3 separate regions of the Mus musculus genome follow, and all the other regions are linked to region 2. Evidence: chromatin loops called from intact Hi-C (ENCODE). Cell type or tissue: left cerebral cortex. All regions are shown on one strand. Region 1 holds the start of Ddit4 (DNA-damage-inducible transcript 4). Region 2 holds the start of Anapc16 (anaphase promoting complex subunit 16). Region 3 holds the start of Spock2 (sparc/osteonectin, cwcv and kazal-like domains proteoglycan 2).

Region 1 (5,000 bases), 53 kb after region 2:
TTTTTTTTTTTTTGGTTTATTGAGACAGGGTTTCTCTGTGTAGCCCTGGCTGTCCTGGAACTCACTCTGTAGACCAGGCTGGCCTCGAACTCAGAAATCTGCCTGCCTCTGCTTCACAGGTGCTAGGATTAAAGGCGTGTGCCACCACTGCCCTGACCATGTGTCTCCCACCTGTAAAATGAGAGTACGTGTGGGAGAGCTTGGATTCCCATCCTTTTGCAGTTCTAAGACCTGGCTGTTCTAAAAGTCAGGCTTTTAATTTTAATTTTAAAAATATCGGTGGTAGGAGCTATGCTTCGTGACTCACTGTCATCCTGGAACTAGGAAGGCAAAGGCAGGAGAATCTCTGGGAGTTCCAGGCCAGCCAGCCGTGAAACTCCGTCCAAAAGATGAAATTGGGCAGTGGGGGTGGGGCTGGAAAGGACAGTGGCCTGACTTCCCTGGCAAGTGTCATGTGTCAAAGCAAACCTGCCCTGTAGCGATGTGATGCTTGCCTGTCTGATCTGGTTTGGTTCCTGCCCGCCGGGCCAGAGTGTCTGATGTAAGTTTGGTCTTTTCTTCCATCAGGGTCCCAGTGTCCTACATTAACAAACCTTTTTATAAAAAAAAAAAACAAAAAAAAAAACAAAAAAACAGGTCTAGTCCGACTGAATCTCCTCCTACCCTAAACAAATCGCTATCAGCCCTAGAGCATCGCTGCCAGGCTATATTTCCTGTTGCCTCGCCTGAATGATGAAACCCCATATGGCTCTTGCATTTGGACTTTTCCAAAGACCTCGGTCCTGGGTTCCATTGAATTGAATTCTCCTGCCACCCCACCCCCCACCCCCGATCCGCCGCTTTTCCCCCCCTTAACACAAAGCATGGGAGGGGTTCTAGGACCCGGCGGACGCCAGGGGCTCTGCCGCAGTGGGTTTGGGAGGCACTTGGCCCTGCAGTGTTCTGTCCCCCTAAGGCCTGCGGGTGGGTCACTGTGTCGGTTTGATGTGAGCCCTTGTTCCCTGGCCGTGGACCAGGCGCTAAGAATCGGAGTCCGTGAACTCTAACTCCTACCCAAACCCTCTGCTAGAGGACAATCTCGAATTGGCAAGCACTTGATGTCCTCCTGAACCTACACCCTGCTCCCCCGGGGCTGCAGAGTAACAGGAACACTGATGAGGGGACGTGGGAGCCGATGGCCCTGAGATGCCTTGTCTTTGGACCTATTACCAAAAGTGCATCGCGTGTCAGAAGCAAAGACAGCGTGGGACTGATGCTCATGGGACAACGGAGTAACGTCTGCCGCCGCGCCACGGTCCCATGGGGCATCCAGTTGTGCGCCCGGTAGTGTCCTTGGCCCTTGGGCTCCCAGAAGCTAGGGGTACCTTTCTCCCCTGCTCAAGCCGCACCAGGTCCCCCAACTCTTCTTTTCAGTGCAGTCACGGGCCGTCCCCTCCCCCAGCAACGCGCCCCTATAATAAACAAGTCTTTCCTTGATCCTCCCCTACCGCGAGCGCCCTCAGGGACCTTGGCAGCTGCTGAAAGCCGCCTCGGATCCCTTCCAGAAAGGGGGTGTGGCCGAAGCTAAGGCGAGGGGAGAGGGGTTCGGCCGGGAGCGTTCTGGGGCTCCGTGGGGGCGGGGCCAGGCCGCTGTCACCAGGCAGGAGAGAACGTTGCGAACGTGCGCCCGGTGCCTATTGGCTGAGGTGGGCCACACTCCCGGGTCTCGATTGGGCTGCGACCTGGAGGGGGCGTGGCCTCGCCGGGAGAGCCCTTATAGGCTGCTGCTCGCTGGTGCTAGGGATCGCAGCAGGCAGGGGGGAGGTGCGAGAGGGTTCGAAGGGACAGGTCCGGGCAGCGATCGGGGGTTGGCACCAGTTCGCTCACCCTTCGAGAGGCAGAGCGCTCTTGTCCGCAATCTTCGCTGACCGCGCTAGCTGGTGAGTGTCCCTCCCGGGTGTGCACATCTTGTCGGGGAGTGACCTCGGCTCTTGGGGCCTCAGAGCCCTCAATCCTGTGCAACGCCGACACTGACGCCAAATCCTTGTCCCTCTTGTCTTTCAGCGGCTTCTGTGCGCCTTCATTCGGACCTTAGCAGCCAGCGTCCTGGCGTCTGACCCCGCCATGCCTAGCCTCTGGGATCGTTTCTCGTCCTCCTCTTCCTCTTCGTCCTCGTCTCGAACTCCGGCCGCTGATCGGCCGCCGCGCTCCGCCTGGGGGTCTGCAGCCAGAGAAGAGGGCCTTGACCGCTGCGCGAGCCTGGAGAGCTCGGACTGCGAGTCCCTGGACAGCAGCAACAGTGGCTTCGGGCCGGAGGAAGGTGAGCACTCAGCCGGGGCCGAATTGGGTTCGGGGATGGGGGGTGGGAGGGGTCCCGGGAGGTGGGTACGAAGCGAGCTGAATCGGCTCAAAGCCACCTTGGCTTCCCACCCCAGCACGAAAAAACAGATTACTCTAGGGTTAGAAGACAAGACTGCGGGGCGGAAACTGAGGCACGGAGTGGAAAGGGACACTGTTTGCTTAGGCAAACTGCACCTCCCCCGCCCGTACAGCTCCTGTGGAAGGCGCTCTAATACAATACCCTTTCCCTGTGTTCTCTCTATCCAGACTCCTCATACCTGGATGGGGTGTCCCTGCCCGACTTTGAGCTGCTCAGTGACCCCGAGGATGAGCACCTGTGTGCCAACCTGATGCAGCTGCTGCAGGAGAGCCTGTCCCAGGCGCGATTGGGCTCGCGGCGCCCTGCGCGTTTGCTCATGCCGAGCCAGCTGGTGAGCCAGGTGGGCAAGGAACTCCTGCGCCTGGCATACAGTGAGCCGTGCGGCCTGCGGGGGGCACTGCTGGACGTGTGTGTGGAGCAAGGCAAGAGCTGCCATAGCGTGGCTCAGCTGGCCCTCGACCCCAGCCTGGTGCCCACCTTTCAGTTGACCCTGGTGCTGCGTCTGGACTCTCGCCTCTGGCCCAAGATCCAGGGGCTGTTAAGTTCTGCCAACTCTTCCTTGGTCCCTGGTTACAGCCAGTCCCTGACGCTAAGTACCGGCTTCAGAGTCATCAAGAAGAAACTCTACAGCTCCGAGCAGCTGCTCATTGAAGAGTGTTGAACTACATCCTGGGGTGGGGTGCGGGGAGGGTTTCTCACTGCCCCCCAAAGTGAAGACAAGGAATTTCTGTGGTGGAGACCCGCAGGCAAGGACTGAAGGACTGTCCCCTGTGTTAGAAAACTGACGATAGCCACCTGAGGGGCGCAGGGCCAGGTGGGGGAAGGAAGTGTTCTCCAGGAAGTCTCTAGGTTGTATGCAGGTGGCTCCCTGTTGGGGCACACGCCCCTCAGTACTGTAGCATGAAACAAAGGCTTAGGAGTCACACAGGCTTCTGGCTGGATGTGTATGTAGCATGTACCTTATTTTTTTTTATTACTGACAAGTTACAACAGCAGTTGTGGGCCAGAGCCAGAAGGGCAGCTGGTCTGCACTGGCCTCTGCCCCGGCTGGGGGTTGGGGGCTGGGGGGGAGGCAGGGGGAGGTGGCCGACAGTTTGTGTATCTTCTGGTCTGAAAGGACCTAGTGTGTTTTGTCATTTGTTTTGTATCTTGGTTTTGGGGGGTGGGGATCGGCGCTTCACTACTGACCTGTTCGAGGCAGCTATCTTACAGACTGCATGAATGTAAGAGTAGGAATGGGGTGGGTGTTAGGATCATTCGGGATCTTCGACACTTGAAACAAAATTACACCTGGGAGCTGCAGCCAGCCCATCCCGGTGCCCATGTACTGGAGGATTCAACTGTGAGGAGAGGGGCTGGGGTGGGGGTGGGGGGCTGGAACCCTCTTTTCCCAGAGGAGTGCCACCTGGGTCTTCCATCTAGAACCTGTTTACATGAAGTTACTCGCGGTTCATGAATACACTTGATGTTCAAGTATTAAGACCTATGCAATATTTTTACTTTTCTAATAAACATGTTTGTTAAAACACTTGAGTCTCATCGGCGCCATAAATGAAAAGGGAGAGTGGTGGGTGCTGGTCACAAGTTTCATCAGATTTCAGGGGCCACTTGTGTGTCCCCTGACTGCCTGGTAACTGCCATCAGAGCTCCTGGACTGCCTGGCAACCTGGGAACTGTGCCATCAGAGCCAAGGTCCCTCAGTTCTGCTGAGTGGAGCTACCAGGAGAATGTGCTGGAAAGCACCCGAAGGTGAAAGATGAGTCAGACCTCCCTGGAAGTCTGAGTCTCTACAAGGAGGGTTACCTTGCTCTCCAGGTGAGAAGGCCCAGTCTCCTTAGCCTAAGGCCTTTTCTCTGAGGAAAAGTCTAGACTGATGTGGTACATAGTCAAGGGTATGGTTTTATCTCTGGGTATAAAAAAAGGTTAAGAGACCTTTGCAAAAGACAATTCAGTTTAAACCTCTCCCTAGGCAAGAAACCTAGGCTCAGGAGATGTGGCCCAGGCAGGAGCAGAGACCATACAAAGGCAGGGGGATGACGAGGGTGACCCCTGACTTCCTTCCCAGACAGAAGGCTGGAGTTGGGTTTCTTATCAGAAATGTTGGAGTTGAGCCAAGAAGGCCAAGGCCTTTCTCACTTGTCCCCGACTCCAGAGTCCACCCACACCAAGTGGCCCTTGGAGAATGACTGTCTCCTTTGTTTCTCTTCCTGATCCCAGACTGCCTTTGTGTGCCCCAAGACTGTAAAAAAACGGTTCTTGGTTTTGCATCCTTTTGGAGGGCTTAGTTAGAACAGTTCCCTCAGGCTGGGGATGTAGCTCAGTGTAAAGTACTTGCCTGACAAGTAAAAGACCCTAGACTTATCTCCACATCTCCCACCAACCACAAAGGAAAGCCAGATCCTTCCAGTGAGCTGAAAGCAGAGACTAAAAACATCTGGTTTTCCTCGGGGATTCTATCCAGGACCTGACCTTTGGGGTAGCCCAGGAGACCCACATCTCTTTCATAGAATCCTCAGAGCTTATTCCCCAAAATGAGTAAACCTGAGTTAGAAGCCAGGTGTGACAGTCAATGTACAACCGG
Region 2 (5,000 bases):
AGAAAGTACCCAAGGAGCTAAAGGGATCTGCAACCCTATAGGTGGAACAACATTATGAACTAACCAGTACTCCGGAGCTCTTAACTCTAGCTGCATATGTATCAAAAGATGGCCTAGTCGGCCATCACTGGAAAGAGAGGCCCATTGGACTTGCAAACTTTATATGCCCCAGTACAGGGGAACGCCAGGGCCAAGAAGTGGGAGTGGGTGGGTAGGAGAGTGGGGGGAGGGTATGGGGGACTTCTGGGATAGCATTGGAAATGTAAATGAGGAAAATACCTAATTAAAAAAAAAATACTGGAAAGCTCAAAGAGCTCAAGGCTGACAGTGGGCAGTCAAAAGGATCACATGGGGGGGACCCCAAGATTTAAGGTTCAGTAGAAACCCTTAGGAACTGAAAAGGAAGAGTTGCAAAGAACCTGAAAGGCTCTGCTTATACACTAAACCTAACCCCACAGTCATAGCCCTGAAAATAGTTAGGATCCACCTCAACTATTTAGTTGTTTAGTTTTTGTTTTATTTTTACAAAATTACTGTATGTTAAATAAAGTTAGTTGTGTCTTTAGACCTGTCAAGGCATGACTACAAAGAAGGAAGAAAAAAACTAGCATAACAATAGTTAATATTATCTGACACTGGAATAAATCCTTCAGGGCTTTATTTTAATAATTCATATTCTTAGTCAGGCACTGTGATGCGTTCCTTTAAGCCCAGTACTGAGGAGGCAGGGGCAGGTGGATCTCTATTAGTTCAAGAGCAGCCTGATCTACAGAGTGAGTTCCAGGACAGCCAGGGCTACATAATAGAGAGACTCTGTCTCAAGAAAAAAATTAGTAATAATAATAATTCATATTCTTTTATAATTTCACAGGTAAAGGGGTTTAATTTTGCCACAGAATATTTATAGGTAACAGTAGTAATTAACAAGTACTCCACAGGGGGGCGCAGCAGCTAAGAGCCCTTATTGGTCTTGCAGGTGACCTGAGTTCTGATCCCAGCACTCTGCAACTGAGTGGCTCAGAAGCACCTGTGAGTCCAGTTCCAGGAGATCCAATTAACACCCCTTTAGGCTTCCTTGGGCACCCGTGATCACATGTACACACACACATATTTAAAAAATAATAATGAGGGCTGGAGAGATAGGTCAGCAGTTAAGAGCACTGCATGCTCTACCAGAGGTCCTGAGTTCAATTCCCAGCAACCACATGGTGGCTCACAACCATCTGTAAAGGGATCTGATGTCCTCTTCTGGTGTGTCTGTAGACAGCTACAATGTCCTCACATAAAATAAATAATTTTTAATAATAATAAAAATAATGAAAAGTTACTCTACGTGGCACTGAGGCCTCTGTCCAGGATGAAATCTATCTTGACACACGAACTGCAGCCAGGAACACCTCATCTGAGGTCAGCTTTATTAGACCCACTGAGCAGCAACAAAGCAAAGAATTACCCTTACAGTACAAAGAACATTTTCCCTCTTGTGGGACCTAAGAGACCCCCCAGGATTACCAGGATAGAAATCCTCGTCTTCTTCATGTTGGTACTGTTTCTCCTGGATGGGATTCTTTCTATAATTCCGTCCATCGAACGTTACAATCTGTGGGCGTAGAACATCCATGACAAATGACGTTCCAGGAAAGTCCTGAAAAAGAAAGTGCCCTTTTGTTTAATTTTTTTTTTTTTAATTAAACAATGAATACTTAGGTCACTAAGATGGCTCAACAGGTAAAGGCACTTGCTCCCAAGGCCGATGACCCACACGGCAGAAGGAAAAAGTTGACTCCTGCAGGTTGTCCTCTGGACTACACATGCAGCCAGGTAGCAAACGCACAGACAAAATATGGAAATAAACAAACAAATGTAATAAAAAATTAAGTTAAAAGAAACTCCATTATGTAGGCAAGTAGCATAGACTAAATAAATAAATGTAATAAAATTTTAAATTTAAAAAATTCTGCTAGCCGGGCGTGGTGGCGCACGCCTTTAATCCCAGCACTCTGGAGGCAGAGGCAGGTGGATTTCTGAGTTCGAGGCCAGCCTGGTCTGCAGAGTGAGTTCCAGGACAACCAGGGCTATACAGAGAAACCCTGTCTCAAAAAAACCAAAAAACAACAAAAACAAAAAACAAACAAAAAACAAAAAAACAAAAAAAAATTCTGCTGTGTAGGCAGGTAACATATGCACAGACTACATTCGTAAATAAATAAATGTAATAAGAAATTTAAATTAAAAACTCCATTATGTAGGCCTCAACTGGGCAGTTCACAGCACATCCTAAGCAAAAATAGTGTCGCTTTCCATGAGCTCACCAGTGTAAGTTCTTGTATAGGTGTCTGATTAACCTATAGGGGGTGAGGTCTTGCTAGCCACCTAAGTATGAGCAGAGTGCTTCATTCACCCTATCCAGTATGATATTTTATCGTATCCAGTTTGATAACGCATTGAGGAACCATCGGTACAATACCCGCGGAAGAGAGGTAAGCCGTTTTAAAGATGCTAGAAATAAATACCTTCCAATCAGATTTATTTCCCTATCACAGTACAATTAAAATATGACTTACTAACACAGTTCTCGGACCAACACAGTACTGAGAAGGAACAGTTTCCCGAGGCCACTGCCTCCAGAACACAACAAACGGCTTCACGCTTGAATCAATAATTCGGAATTAAAGGCTCCTGATAAACTACCCCATGTTCCCATCCCAGATGGCTGCGGCTACAAGTTCACGTACTTAACAAGTTCCACCAAAGAAGGCCTAACAATCCCTTCCAAATGAATGCTTGACCCAACCCTCAGTCAAGTCGCTAATCCGCAGCCACCTGCAGGACGCAAGAAGAGGGTTCGTGCTTTGAGAAAACAGAAAATCAACGTTGGCAGGGGGATGCAATTATTAACAGTCTTGTGCCGCGCCACCCTGGTGTGCTACTCCTTTAGCATCCCTTCCCACTTCAAAAACCACGTTCTGTCGAAAAGGAGCCTTTACAAAGTGTGAGCACTGAGCACGAAGCCACAGTGGTACCTTTCCTGAGCAGCTCCAGGCAGAGACTGCGCAGAAGGAGGAGAGCGGACTAGCCCTGGGTCATGGGTGTTTGAAGAGGGAAAAGTGGATATGCTTTCGTGCAATTCTCACATAAAAAGCAAACGCTGAACATCCTACGCTAGAGAGGCGGAGCAGACAGCACCAACGCAAGAAAACCAAAACTGCGGGGGACTGGGGCGGGGAAGGGGGCGGGGCAGCCACAGCGACCCGGAAGTGTTCTCGGAAAGCTCGGTCTGGCCCAGCCGGGCTCCGCCCCCTCCACGCATGCGCGCTAGCACCGCCCTCTAGCCCTCACCGCCGCAGGGACAGGCGCAGCACCGCCATCAAACTCCCACAGCTCAGGCGGGCGCGCGCACGCCGCCGTCTACGTCGTGGCGAGCGAGGCCGCACGGCTTCGTCCAAGGGGCGGGGCTGTCAGTCAAAGTGCACAAGCTGCTGAGGTAAGTGGCCGAGAACCTTCCAGACCTGATTCCCCCCTACGCTCCTACCTGCCAGGACTAACTGGGAGCGTAGGAAGAGACCCTGGAGGCTCGCCCGCGCCGGCCGTATGCAAAGGCAGCGTCATCCGACTGAGCATGCGTGGGGCGGGTTGGCGCCTGCGCCGTGGGCCGGCCGCAAGCCTTCCCTTCCTCCCCGAGTTGTTGGGTAGGAAGCGTACCTGGGTGGAGTTGGAGTAGCCAGGATTAGGGTGCTGGCTCCTCCCCTCTCCCGCGAGCTTCTTCATCCCACCTAGAAAGAGCTACCGCAGCTAGGTGCTGCGGGTGGTGATCCGTCTGTCTAGGTGGGACACCTAGTGATTTTTGTTAGTAGAACCCAACGGGTGTCATAATTAGCCACCTCACTTGGATCCCGATCGACATAAGCATCTGGTTTGTTCTGGGCTTTATTTTAAAGGAGGATCTCTTTTTTTGTTTTGTTTTGTTTTAAGACTATAAGCGGAAAGTTTATGAGTGCGAGGTCGTCCCTGTCGTACACAAAGTAAGTATTTAACCACGCCAGCCATATTGTGCCCCACAAACTATCATTCCGCTTCTTAGGAGCGTTTCCTCTGCTTGGCAGCAGCCACAGCTTCCCTGATAGGGCCAAGTTCCAGATAATCATCATTCAACAAAAGTTCACTGAGTGCCTCGTTATGAGGATGGTAGTCTCCTGAGCGACAGGGTTGAATACTCCATGCAGAAAGAGTCATGACTGGAACTGTCTCGGTCCCCTGCAGCCTCTACTGAGCTGATTGCTTTTGTCCTCGGTTTGTTTGTTTGTTTGTTTTGGTTGGTTGGTTGGTTTTGTGGGGTTTTTTTTTTTTTTTTTTTTTTTGGTTTTTTTGGTTTGGTTTGGTTTTTTTTGGTTTTTCGAGACAGGGTTTCTCTGTACAGCCCTGGCTGTACTGGAACTCACGCTGTAGACCAGGCTGGCCTCGAACTCAGAAATCTGCCTGTCTCTGCCTCCCAAGTGCTGGGATTAAAGGCGTGGGCCACCTCCGCCCGGCTGACCTCGTATTTATAAATCATTCATCCAGGAGCCACTGTGACAAGGGTTTTTATAAGATGCCTCCAGGGTACAAAGGTAGTTTGTTTTCTCCTTCCAACGACATGGGATCCTTTTCAGTGCCTCACACTTGGGTAAGCAAACACTCTAGCCACCTCACAATACATCCCCAGGCCCAGGCTTGAAGCTGGTGTCTGCTGTCTTCCTCCTTAGCCTTTCATAGCTTCCCTGAACCCAGAACATTCCCATTCCCCATAACCTAGCTAACAACATTGCTATGGGGAATCGCTTATCTTCTGCCTCCCAAGGGCTGGGTTTACAGGCAGCTACCACACCTGTGAGGCTTGTAAGTGACTTGAAGGGCTCCCCAACCCCTCCAGTGAAAACACTTACTCCATGTAGCTCTCCCCAGCCCCACTGCAAGATTCTTTATAAGATCATGAGGTGAATGTGCTGACTGAGAGTGTAGCC
Region 3 (5,000 bases), 100 kb before region 2:
AGAAGCATATGCAGCACAGACAGGGTCCCTGGGCACAGTCTGTGTGCCATACAACTCCACGAGGCACTGCTCTCACTCACTGTGGCGTGGCTATAGTTATGCAAGGTGGTGGCTCTGAGCTAGCAGCCTCCTTTCTCTGCCTTTGAGGAGAAGCTGCCAACAGATTCCCTGAGGCCGAGCCCTCCTGTCTTGCCTGCCCTGTCCCATTTCTCTGCCAGACTCCAGCCTCCTGCAGCCAGGGCTCCCCCAAAACTGGGCTTTAGAGAAAAATCCGAGTTTTCAGAGCACGAATCCTCCCATCTCTGCCACTGTGTTCTCTGTGAATCCTGCAGGCGCTGGTCCTGCGGTTTCAATGCCAGTGCCTTTCTTCTGATGGGGATGGTGGTGGCACGGATACAGGGAGACAGGTGGGCAGCCCTAAGCCGGGGGTCAAGCCAGTCAAGCATTTATTGGCACCCACTGTGCTGGCTGCTGGAAGCCTGGGTGGATGAAGAGGAGAAGAACCTTTGATTTTGAAACCCTCACCGTTCTGATGAAGCGGTCGGTACTTTCCTCCTCTGACCTTCACTAGTCCCAGGCAGCTCAAGCAGCCAGTCAGGGAGTCAGAGGGAGGCCCAGACCGGTGACACATGGATTCCTTCCAGAGGATCAGCTTGCTGCTGCCCCCTCATTGCTGGACTGCGGACAGTGGCAGGAGACTGCGCTAATCTGGGCTGGGCCTGCAGGTGCCCGAGGAAGGCCTTTGGTAGGGCAAAGATGGAGAACAAGGGCCCACTAGGTGGTCCTGGGCCTGGATGCCTGGTATTGCTCCTTCCCCTTACTAAAGAAATTACAGTCGCTTTGACTTGGAAAACAAAAACATCCGAACCTCTTCCTCTTCCCATGGTATGTCTGGGTGCCTTATGTATGTTTACAAAATGATACCTAAACAGATACCCCCAGCCGGTTTCTAGGCGGAAAAAAACGGTAAATACCATTTCTTCGTGCTCTAACAGTATGCGTTCACGCGTTTCCCCAGCCCCCTGGGTCACTGACTGGGTATCTCCTCCCTCCCTCTGGGTAACAACCAGCACCTTGCGATATTAAAACAAGCTCTCTCTTTATTCTGAAACAGAATGAAACTGTTGAATAGAAAAACATCTAAAAAAAAAAAAAACTTGTGGATGCTCGAAGTTTAAAAAGAACAGTCATGGTGTGGCTTATACTAGGTGGGTCAAAATCAAGAGTCTGGGGAATGAGGAATAAGAACCCAACGTAGAGGAGGCTTTCCGAGCGAGGTCAGGGCGTCAGCTAGCGCCAGATCGAGGGGCGCTCTACATTTCAGGGCCTCACCCCCACCCCATCGCTGAGGTGCCCAGGGCGCAGCCACGCCCTCCCTTCCTCACCCCTGCCCACGCCACCATCTGCGAGGCGGCCGTGGCTGCCCTGCGGGAGGGAACGCGCCTCCTATTCCCTCCCTGATCTACAGGTGCGGGTAAACAGAGCTGCGGCGCCGGCCGGTCCGCAGCCTCCTCCCCGCCCCCACCCGCAAAGCTTTGCCCAAGGTTAAGTCGGCTTGCGGCGGGCTTCTGCCAGGGACCCCAAACCAGCTCCTGGGGGCTCTCGCTTCTGCTTCTCATGCCCACCGGACCAAGGATGGGGTCCCCTTGCTTCACCGCCGAGCTTGGTCCAGGAAAACCAGCCTACCTGGCCTGGCTCTGGCGACCACCCTGAGAGAGAGAGAGGAGAGCGCCTCGGGCATTTTCACTGTGCACCCCCCCCCCCGCGCGCCCCATTATGGACACGCCTTCCACCATCTCTTGGAGGTTGGGGGAACCCTTCCCCAAACTCAACGCCCTGGCCACCGCTCAGTCCTTGAGCCTTCTGTCCCCTTCTTCCGAAGCCCAAGGAGGGGTCGGAGGACACCCTTGCGGCCGCTACCTTTCCTGCCGGCCCCACCCAGATCCGCTCCCTCTGCCAAGAGCAGTGTGTGCAGTCTGCAGCATTCACCCGGCAGGGGCCTAGCCCGGGGACCGATGGCAAGGAGGTGGGGGTGGGGGGACAGGCGGGGCCCAGCAGCAGCCAGGGCCCGGGTCCCCACATCCCGCACCCCTGCTCCGCGCCACGCCACAAGGCAGACCCCGTCGCGAGCGTGCGCCCCTAGAGCATGTTCTCGTCTAGGACACTCCGGGAGGCTGCGGGAACTGAAGGTCCCAAAGCTGGTGGCCACGGGAACACCGGAGGGGCTCGGGGCTGGGACTCTCGGTGTTGTTTACACTTGGCGTAGTTAGCCTGGCAGGCCCGAGAGGCTCCGGCTCCGACACGCGGCGGTGGCTCCCAGCGCGCGGGGTCTCTGCTCCCGGCCTCCCCACCCACAACCCGCGCCCGGCCCGGCCCTCCGCGCCCCGCCGCTCACGTCTCGGAAGCGGTTCCAGTGCTTAATCTTGCCGCTGTACTGCGAGATGGACGACAGCCATTGCTCGTCCTCCATGAAATTGCCGGGGGTCTCGCCCTCCTTGAGCCCCTTGGCGTCGCCTTCAGCCAAGGCGACCACGGCGAGGAGCAGCAGCGGCAGAGCCAGCCGCCCGGAGCCTGGAGCGCGCATCGTGGTCTGGGCTTGGACCTGGGGGGGTCTGGACTTCAGCAGGATTTGATGTCCTTCCCTCCACCGCGCCACTGGCGAAGCGCTGCGGTCCTCCTCAGCCCTCCTCCTGCTGTCTGACTCCAGTGACTGACGGAGGGTGGGTCGTGGCTGAAATGTGACCTGGTTAGCAGATGCACTTGTCTGAAAAAGCCCAGCGCTGGACGCGGAGAGGGAGAGAGATTCAGAGAGGCTGCGCCAGCGGGGGCTGTGTCTGTAACTGTAGCATCAGCATCACGTTTGACATCATCATACCTGGTTAAAAAAAAAAAAAAAAAAAAAAAAAAAGGAGGGGGTAGATTTCAAAGCAGAGCGCTGGATCAGAGCAGCCAAGCCAGCCAAGCCGCAGCGCAGGGCTGCGCAAGTCAGTCCAGCTCTCAAGGAGTTGCAAGCCAGGGAAGCAGAACCCTGAGATGTCCCTGCTGTCTATCTAAGGGTGGACAGCAAAGAAGGGCTCCGGGGTCTTTCATAGGGCTGGAAAGAGGATGAAAACTCTCGGGTTACCAAGTCAGCTGGGCTCAGGTGTCTAAAAGGGAATCTGGCCACAGACAGTTTCTTCTCCCTTGGCCTCCTCCCACCCCACACCCCACACCCCCGAGTGGCCTGTGCCACCGCTCTGACAGCTGGCTCCCCGCGAGTTATGGCGCTTCGGTAATGGGTGGCTTCCTTAAGACAAAGGCGGTCTAACAACTGGCTGCCTCTGAACTATTGCTCCCCCTGGCCCGCCGCTCTTTTCAACGCATGGCCCCAACCCTGAATGGCTGGTGAAACATGGGCAGATGTCCTCCTCTTCCGCAAGCAGATGTTTAGGGGCTGTCACCCTTTTGTTAGCTTTTCCTAGGGCAACCCTAAAAGACACATGCGTGTCTAGCCATCTCATCTGCCTTGAGTCTGCAAATCTAAATGGGCCCAGCCATTTGCTTGTGACTTTGACTTCATGTTGAGTTTGATGATGCACTGGGGAAGGAGACAAGGCGGGAGGAGGCGGGTTCTGTTGGAGGCTGTTAGGTTCTTGTTAAAACTGTGACCCTTGTCATTGCCTATAGACCTGTGCTGCCTTACCAGCTGGGAAGGCTGGCAGCTGGGCACAGACCCAGGATCAGAACAGAACTGAAATTTACATTACAAATAAAATGAAGACTACGAAAAGGGCAAACCATATTAAACTTTTGGGCCCCAAGCCCTAGATTGTGTTTTTATAAAAGACTTGGCTGCTGTGATGTTAAAATAAAATAAAATAAAATAAAATAAAAATTAAAGGCAATGAAAGAACATGATCTTAATCAATAGGAAAAAACACAGGTTGTGAGGGTTACAGTCATCCAGGGCCTGGCATGCCTCCTGAGTGTTGGGTGCCTCAGTAGCCTGGGCTGGGTGGGGACCCCTGGGAAAACACAAAACAATAGTTTCCCTTCCTGTGGTGCTGCTGCAAGCTCCAGATACTGACATCTGCATCTCACAATGGATGCAGAGCCCTCCAGGCGGTACCAGGGAGCTTCACAGTGGAGTCCTTCTCATACGGACTGGAGGGGACTGAGGATCCCAACTTCCATATAGAGTGTCATTCTAACGCCACACATATATAGCATGCGATGGCTATGAAACTTGAGCAGAGTTATCCCAGGCATTTCAAAAGCAAAAGAGTTTGTCCCTTGGGTTGGAGAGGTGATAATCCATCTTCATCATCTTTCCCACATCTTTTTTTTTTATGATTTATTTATTGCATTATGAGTGTACACTGTCGCTGTCTTCAGACACACCAGAAGACACACAGATGGTTGTGAGCCACCATGTGGTTGCTGGGATTTGAACTCAGGACCTCTGGAAGAGCAGCCAGTGCTCTTAACCACTGAGCCATCTCTCAGGGCCTCCCCCATCTTCTTAGTCCCAGTCTTTTTAGTTCAGACAGGGTCTCCAACTTGATATGTAGCTTGAGGGTGACCTTTCGATTTATCTTCCTGTCTCCAGCTCTCAGGTGCTTCCTGGGACATCCAACCCAGGCCTCCATCCAGGTAGGAGAGCCACAGGCCCCCTCAATCCTAGTCAAAGCTATCCACAATGTCTCCACAGCACTTAGCAGACAGCTTCGATGCACAAAGGGTCTGGTTACCAGAGCAGCTTAACAAGAGTGTGGAAAGCAACCCAATGCCGTTCAGGAACTGCAGCTGCCTTCCCATGTAGGTCGGAACATTTTCCACACAGGGGCAGCTCATCCGAGGGGACCTGCTTTTTATAACACCACAACCAGAGACATTCGGCTAGTGTTGAGGGAGAAGCTAGTTAGGAGGAAGAATCCAAAAATGGCGAGACTAAGAATTATGCAAAATAACTCAGAACCTGGTTTATAAAGAAAAAAAAAAGGCTTTTCTTCCAGAGAATT

What was found. A loop is a pair of places that touch in the nucleus more often than their neighbours do. Peaks named below come from ENCODE experiments on the same cell type or tissue, not always from the same donor. Only the 100,000 strongest peaks of a DNase experiment are listed, where the experiment ranks them.
Region 1: it touches region 2 in a loop (7-fold over the local background); 15 of 42 quality-filtered maps call a loop at or near these places.
Region 3: it touches region 2 in a loop (4-fold over the local background); 6 of 42 quality-filtered maps call a loop at or near these places.

The regions. Positions count from the first base shown.
Region 1 is chr10:59,948,616-59,953,615 of GRCm38, reverse strand. Ddit4 (DNA-damage-inducible transcript 4) reads left to right here and starts at 1,846. Exons shown (of 3, transcript NM_029083.2): 1 at 1,846-1,919; 2 at 2,044-2,299; 3 at 2,587-3,941. The coding sequence starts at 2,104. The coding sequence ends at 3,080. In left cerebral cortex, a CTCF peak has its summit at 2,807 (motif pointing right); DNase peaks (open chromatin) are centred at 1,011, 1,686, 2,712, 4,579 and 1 more place; H3K4me3 peaks cover 3,973 bases; H3K27ac peaks cover 4,705 bases.
Region 2 is chr10:60,001,440-60,006,439 of GRCm38, reverse strand. It overlaps Anapc16 (anaphase promoting complex subunit 16), which reads left to right and starts at 3,305. Exons shown (of 4, transcript NM_025514.3): 1 at 3,305-3,484. Ascc1 (activating signal cointegrator 1 complex subunit 1) reads right to left here and starts at 3,635. Exons shown (of 11, transcript NM_026937.3): 1 at 3,533-3,635; 2 at 1,513-1,645. The coding sequence starts at 1,621. In left cerebral cortex, CTCF peaks have their summits at 933 (motif pointing right) and 2,843 (motif pointing left); DNase peaks (open chromatin) are centred at 2,791, 3,366, 3,600, 4,031 and 1 more place; H3K4me3 peaks cover 2,134 bases; H3K27ac peaks cover 2,270 bases.
Region 3 is chr10:60,104,052-60,109,051 of GRCm38, reverse strand. It overlaps Spock2 (sparc/osteonectin, cwcv and kazal-like domains proteoglycan 2), which reads right to left and starts at 2,795. Exons shown (of 11, transcript NM_052994.2): 1 at 2,396-2,795. The coding sequence starts at 2,584. It overlaps Gm51801 (a long non-coding RNA gene), which reads left to right. Exons shown (of 3, transcript XR_003949003.1): 3 at 1-1,692. In left cerebral cortex, a CTCF peak has its summit at 2,122; DNase peaks (open chromatin) are centred at 2,305, 2,799, 3,243, 3,610 and 5 more places; H3K4me3 peaks cover 3,613 bases; H3K27ac peaks cover 4,083 bases.